Linked DNA regions of Homo sapiens: region 1 is linked to region 2. Evidence: chromatin loops called from intact Hi-C (ENCODE). Cell type or tissue: Calu3. All regions are shown on one strand. Links, peaks and the distances in the headings refer to the core of each region. The heading gives the core; the rest is flanking DNA.

Region 1 (2,919 bases), core at 136-2,635, 700 kb after region 2:
AAATTTGAATCACGTGTAAGTGGAGTTATAGAAGAAATAGCTGATGGGGAGAGTGTTGCGAGAATCTGCAGCTGGAGAAACTTAGTGAAGGTGAATTTATGGACATAAATGAGGAAAGTGGCTGTGATGAAAAAGACGATGGCCTCATAGGAAGTGTCACTGGCCAAAAACTTCACAATAAAGGAACTCTATCAGAGATATTTCATGACATTCAACATTCAAGGATAAAATGTTAGAAGCTTTAGAGAGTTGTGTGAAAATGCCCCAAGAAATTTCCCCAAGAAATAGAAAAGATATTTGCTCTGTGTCATAAGTGGCCAAGTTTGGTGGCTCAGGCTGGGCACGGTGGCTCACGCCTGTAATCCCAGCACTTTCGGAGGACGACGGGGGCAGATTGCTTGAGCTCAGGAGTTCTCAATCAGCCTGGGCAACATGGCAAAACCCCATCTCTACTAAAAATACAAAAATTAACCAGGCGTGGTGGGATGCATCTGTTGTCCTAGCTACTTGGGGGACTGAGGTGAGATGATCGCGTGAGCTTGAGAGATCCAGGCTGCAGGGAGCTGTGTTTGTGCCACTGCACTCCAGCCTGGATGACAGAGAAAGACCCTGTCTCCAAAAAAGCAGAAAAGATGCTTGCTCTCTGTGTCATAAGTTATATGAGAACAAAAGTTGCTATTCAAAGTTCTCAATAAGCCATTTACCAAGAAATAAAACAGTTCACATCGGTTCTAATGTTTTAAATTACAGTGTACTAAAAGAATGATTTTTTTTTTGTCTTTTTTTCCTGAGACGGAGTCTTGTTCTGTCACCCAGGCTGAAGTGCAGTGGTGTGATCTTGGCTTACTGCAGCCTCCACCTCCTGGGTCTAGGTGATTCTCCTGCCTCAGCCTCCCGAGTAGCCAGGACTATAGGTGTGCACCACCACGCCCAACTAATTTTTGCATTTTAGTAGAGATGGGGGTTTCACCATGTTGGCCAGGCTGGTCTCGAACTCCTGACCTCAAGTGATCTGCTTGCTTCGGACTCCCAAAGTGCTGGGATTACAGGCGTGAGCCACTGCGCCCGGCCCGTTTTACAATGTTTTGATTATACGTTGATAACTGATAGTAAATGTTTTTAATATCTTGACCAAGTTTTTAAAGTAATGGAACAATTCACACTGATTAAGATCACCTTGTTCAGTTTCAAATCTTGGTGATTTTTACATTCCCACACTACCATCCAAAATGTGAACTGCCGGTATATGTTTAAACAAAAAACCTCCCAAACTCCTTAAAGTGACTCAATAGTGTTTCAGACAGTGAATTCTTCCTTGTCTCTTCTAACTTTCAGGTCCATTGAAGATTAAATAGAACTGCATGTTTGATACCCTTTTCTTGTACTTAGGACTTGATCTGCAGCTGTTATAGATCTCAGGTCTTCCCTAAATTGCCAGATGTTGATACTAGTAGTCTAATGAGCTGTGTGAAGAATAGTATACAAGATAGCAAGTAACAACAATGATTGCAATCCAAAGTGTTTCTTGAGCACCTGCTATACCAGATACTGTGTTTTTAGGTTTTGGAGATAAATAACATTAGGTCCCCTGTGTTCTTTTTTTCTTCACACTCTATAAAGGGCAGACAGATGAAAGGATAGTAGAAGGAGTTATATCGTAGAAGAATTTTTAATGATACTGAGAATTACAGATAATTTTAAACACTTTTAAGATGTTGCAATTCTGTGCTGTTTTATATGATGTTAGAGATACCATAAAAGAAATGACTCAAGGGACTTGGGAACTAGATATACAAGTTGAGCTTCTGTATGTAGGTCAGGTGGCAGTATGTTGAGATACATAGAATAACACAAAGGGTTTTTTAATGTAATAATACATTATGGAAAGAATTATACTTGGGCAGCAGGTTCCACATTGATTATAATCTGTGGCAGATTACTCTTTAAAACAATCAAACTTTTGTATTGTTGAACGCATTTTATGAGAAGAGAACTGTAGGTTAGTTCACCAACTGAATGTTGTTTTTGCTGAAACTGGGTTTTGCTAAAACTGCCATTCTAATGCTCTTATTCCTTAAGCCTAAACTTAGATGGTTAAATATTACAACCGTACATTATGTACAGTCACTTGAAAAGGATTTGATTTGGGCATTTCTCTGTAAAAGCTTGACTTGTGCCCTTTTTTTTTTTTTGGCTGAAAATGGGGGATGAAATCAAGGATATATTGATTTTAATTATTTGCTAAAGACATATTTATTGAATATTTATGGAGAGCCAGTGCCAAGAATTCTGAGGGATATGAAAATGCTTGTTAGTAGGCTACCATGGAACTTAGTTTAGTAGGTGAGAAAGTCTTGAATGTGAATAGCTGAACAAGTAATACAAGTTGGCAGTATTTTATGGGTGTTACAAGTGATGACTTAGGTTCAAAGGAATAAGCAGTTATTTCTAGCTGGAGGAATCAGAAGGCTTCATGGATGTAGGACTTGAAAGGCATCTTATGGACATATTAGTAGAAGATGTACTAATTGGAGCAAACAACACTGGGAAAGTCCTGATGATTTAAAGCTTCTCTGATGTATCTTAATTTTATTACATAACCGATGTTTAACAAATGATTGGATTATTAATATTACCATTTTTTGGTCTTAAAAAGAATATTGTTGTGTTAGATGATTCAGCATAGTATTGTAGTTCTCAAAGTGTGATCCTTGGCAGCATCAACATCTCCTGCTAACTTGTTGGAAATGCAGATTCTTGGCTGAATCCCATATCTAGCCGTTGAGTCAGAAAGTGGTGTGGGATTCAGCACCCTGTGCTTTAACAGGTCTTATTTTGACAGAGCCACTTCTACTTAATGACTACCTTTTTAAAAATGCGGTAACTGATGCTCACTTTGGCAGCACATATGTTAAAATT
Region 2 (2,919 bases), core at 239-2,738:
GCACTCCAGCCTGGGCGACAGAGCGAGACTCTGTCTCTAAAATAAATAATGAATATTAATAATTTTTTTTTTTTGAGACGGAGTATCTCTCTGTCACCCAGGCTGGAGTGCATTGGTGCAATCTTGGCTCACTGCAACCACCACCTCCCAGGTTCAAGCCATTCTCCTGCCTCAGCCTCCTGAGTAGCTGGGACTACAGGCATGTGCCCCCAGGCCTGGCTAATTTTTTGTATTTTTAGTAGAGATGGGGTTTCACCGTGTTAGCCAGGATGGTCTCGATCTCCTGACCTCGTGATCTCCCCGCCTCGGCCTCCCAAAGTGCTGGGATTACAGGTGTGAGCCACCGTGCCAGGACTAATAAATCTTTTTAAGATATAAATCACTATATGTTTTTGACTGGCATCATGCTTTATGGTTTCGTAAGCTTCTCATTTCTTTCTTACAACCACTCTGGCAAAAACAGTACAGGTATTATCCTCATCTAATAGCTGAGGAAACTGAGGCTCAGAGAGGCCAAGAGATTCGACGTCGATCCTACAGCTCATGTAAGGTGGGGGGCTAGTTGGGGTAAAGTTGAGACTGTCATTCCAATGGGGAAGTGCAGAGATGAACTCCTCCTAGCACAGATCACTCTCCAACGTCAATTGTGATGTTCTTTTCTTCTCTTTTGTTTTTTCTTCTCTTCTCCTTCTCCTATTTCTCCTCCTCCTTCTCTCCCCTGACAGACGCCAGGGATGTCCTGCCAGGAGCATAGTGATTCCTTGGAGGAGAAGATGGAGGAGAGAGATACAGAGGGGGAAGGATGACAAAAGGCAGAGAACAGAACAGGACTGGCAGCAGCGCTCCCCACCTCCTCTCCTCACTCTGTGCTCTTTAAAAACACTCCCTGATTCATTTTCTTTTTAAAATCTCATTTCACCAGAACGTGTAAACACAATTCACCAAATGCAGTCATGTACTTATTGAATAAAGAAAAGCCGTGGCAGCTTTCCTGGGGAAAAAAAAAAAAAAAAAAAAAAACACAGGGCAACAACCCATTCTCTGGCCAGCAGTAACAAGGACTTGGAAGTGTAAGACTTTTCAGTATTAAGTGGGCTTTTGGCATTTTTTCCTGTCCCCCACCCCCCTTTTCAGAATCTATTCCCATGTCTTCTCTATGTTCCTGCAGAAGCCAGTCCACCAAAACAATATACATGGCCTGGCAGGCAGCCTGACAGGCATCACACATGATCTCAGTCTGCCCCCAGCACTCTCACATCAGGGCTGGATGAATCCAGTGAGGGAAATGCCTTCTAGCTGATATTTCTGTCTTAGGAAAAAAACAGAGAAAATGAAGATCGCCAGGACAGATAGGTTGGAAGAGAAAGCTTGGCTCCCAACTACTGCAGTGAAAGGCTTACACTGGGGTCAAGCAGAGTCCTTTTAGTTTCTGAACAATAGAAAATGTTGTCCCCATTCTAGTGCTCCCTGATCAGGCCGAGGCCACCTGCCCCTCCTCCCACAGCGCATGTGATTGCACCCACCCCGTAATAAAGGTCAGAGGAGTTGGTTGCATAAGCCTGATTAAACAGTTTGGACAAGCACCATGAGCTTTGGGGAATGAATCAGAGCTAGCCTTTGCCACTGTTCTTCAGCAAATTCCATTCCTCAGAGATTTATGGAGTGCCTGCTACCTGCAAGGTGCTATACTGTAAATTAAAATTTTAAAGGAATTCTTGCAACCTCGATTGCCTTTGATGGATAACCCCTGGGCAGGTTGAGTTACTCTTGTTATCAAATGATGAACTGAGGCCCAGAGAGGTTCTGTAACAGTGATGAGGTACAGGAGTCTCTGAACCTGTGAGAAGAAATGCGTTGCAGCCCTGGCTTTCAGCAGGCCAGTGTAGGAGCTGTGCAAGTCTTTCAACCACTTAGCCCTCAGTTCTTCAGCTATAAATAGGAGGGTTGGTCGGGTGCAGGGACTCGCACCTGTAATCCCAGCACTTTGCGAGGCCGAGGGGGGCCAATCACCTGAGGCTGGGAGTTCGAGACCAGTCTCGCCAACATGGAGAAACCCTGTCTCTACTAAAAATACAAAATTAGCCGGGCATGATGGTGCATGCCTGTAATCCCAACTACTCGGGGGCTGAGGCAGGAGAATCACTTGAACCTGGGAGGCGGAGGTTGCAGTGAGCCAAGATCATGCCATTGCACTCCAGCCTGGGCAACAAGAGTGAAATTCTATCTCAAAAAGAAAAAAAAAAAGGGAGAGAGAAGAAGGTTGAGCAAATTGTCTCTACAAAGATGTCTTATAGTTTGTTTTTATCTTTTGTAGCTAATATTTATTGAGTACCTATTATGTGAAGTGAGTACCCATTTACACATATTGATATTTTTAACATTCTATGATTTCTAAAGATCCCATATATTTAAAGCAATACTATATAAATTGTATGAGGAAACTTATTTACATAGAAGAAATAAGGGAAAAGTGAGCAGTACTTTCTTTCATTTCTCAACTGGTGTTTCTTTAAGCCAAAATTTTGTCTCACCTCACCCTTCACTTTTAGTTTTATAGGGAATTTGGTGTCTGAGCCAGAACATCAAGACTTGTAGCGTAATTTTTTGTTGTTATTTTTGGTTTTAATGTAAAGAATAGTTGCAGAGAGAAGACAGTTTCGGGTCCATCCTAGGAGTGAGTTATACAAGCTTTCAACAAGTACAAACCAAACATTCACCCTTTTAAAATTCCATTGTAAACAGGCTTTATGATGTATATATTGTTTTCAGCTGTTACTGTGCATGTCTATTGCAGTTTGCATTTGGAAAGTATTTTTATAATTATTTTGCTGACTCTGGTGATAACCTTCTAAATTAAGATTCAGCCTCAGTAATGGATGTTTTGACCCCACTTGCCAAGTCCACAAGCAGGAAATGAGT

Evidence for each region. Hi-C counts contacts between places; a loop is a spot of excess contacts. Peaks named below come from ENCODE experiments on the same cell type or tissue, not always from the same donor. Only the 100,000 strongest peaks of a DNase experiment are listed, where the experiment ranks them.
Region 1: a loop joins it to region 2, with 4 times the contacts of the local background. A loop is called at or near these places in 1 of 110 quality-filtered maps.

The regions. Positions count from the first base shown.
Region 1 is chr3:177,126,089-177,129,007 of GRCh38, reverse strand. All of the region lies in intron 1 of TBL1XR1 (TBL1X/Y related 1), which reads left to right. It also overlaps the pseudogene RNU6-681P. Among named protein-coding and RNA genes, the nearest start is that of TBL1XR1, 70 kb to the left of the region's middle. In Calu3, for the core only: no CTCF peak of the experiment used is centred there; no DNase peak of the experiment used is centred there.
Region 2 is chr3:177,822,871-177,825,789 of GRCh38, reverse strand. The region is part of intron 1 of LINC02015 (long intergenic non-protein coding RNA 2015); the gene reads right to left. Among named protein-coding and RNA genes, the nearest start is that of LINC02015, 7.5 kb to the right of the region's middle. In Calu3, for the core only: no CTCF peak of the experiment used is centred there; a DNase peak (open chromatin) is centred at 1,519.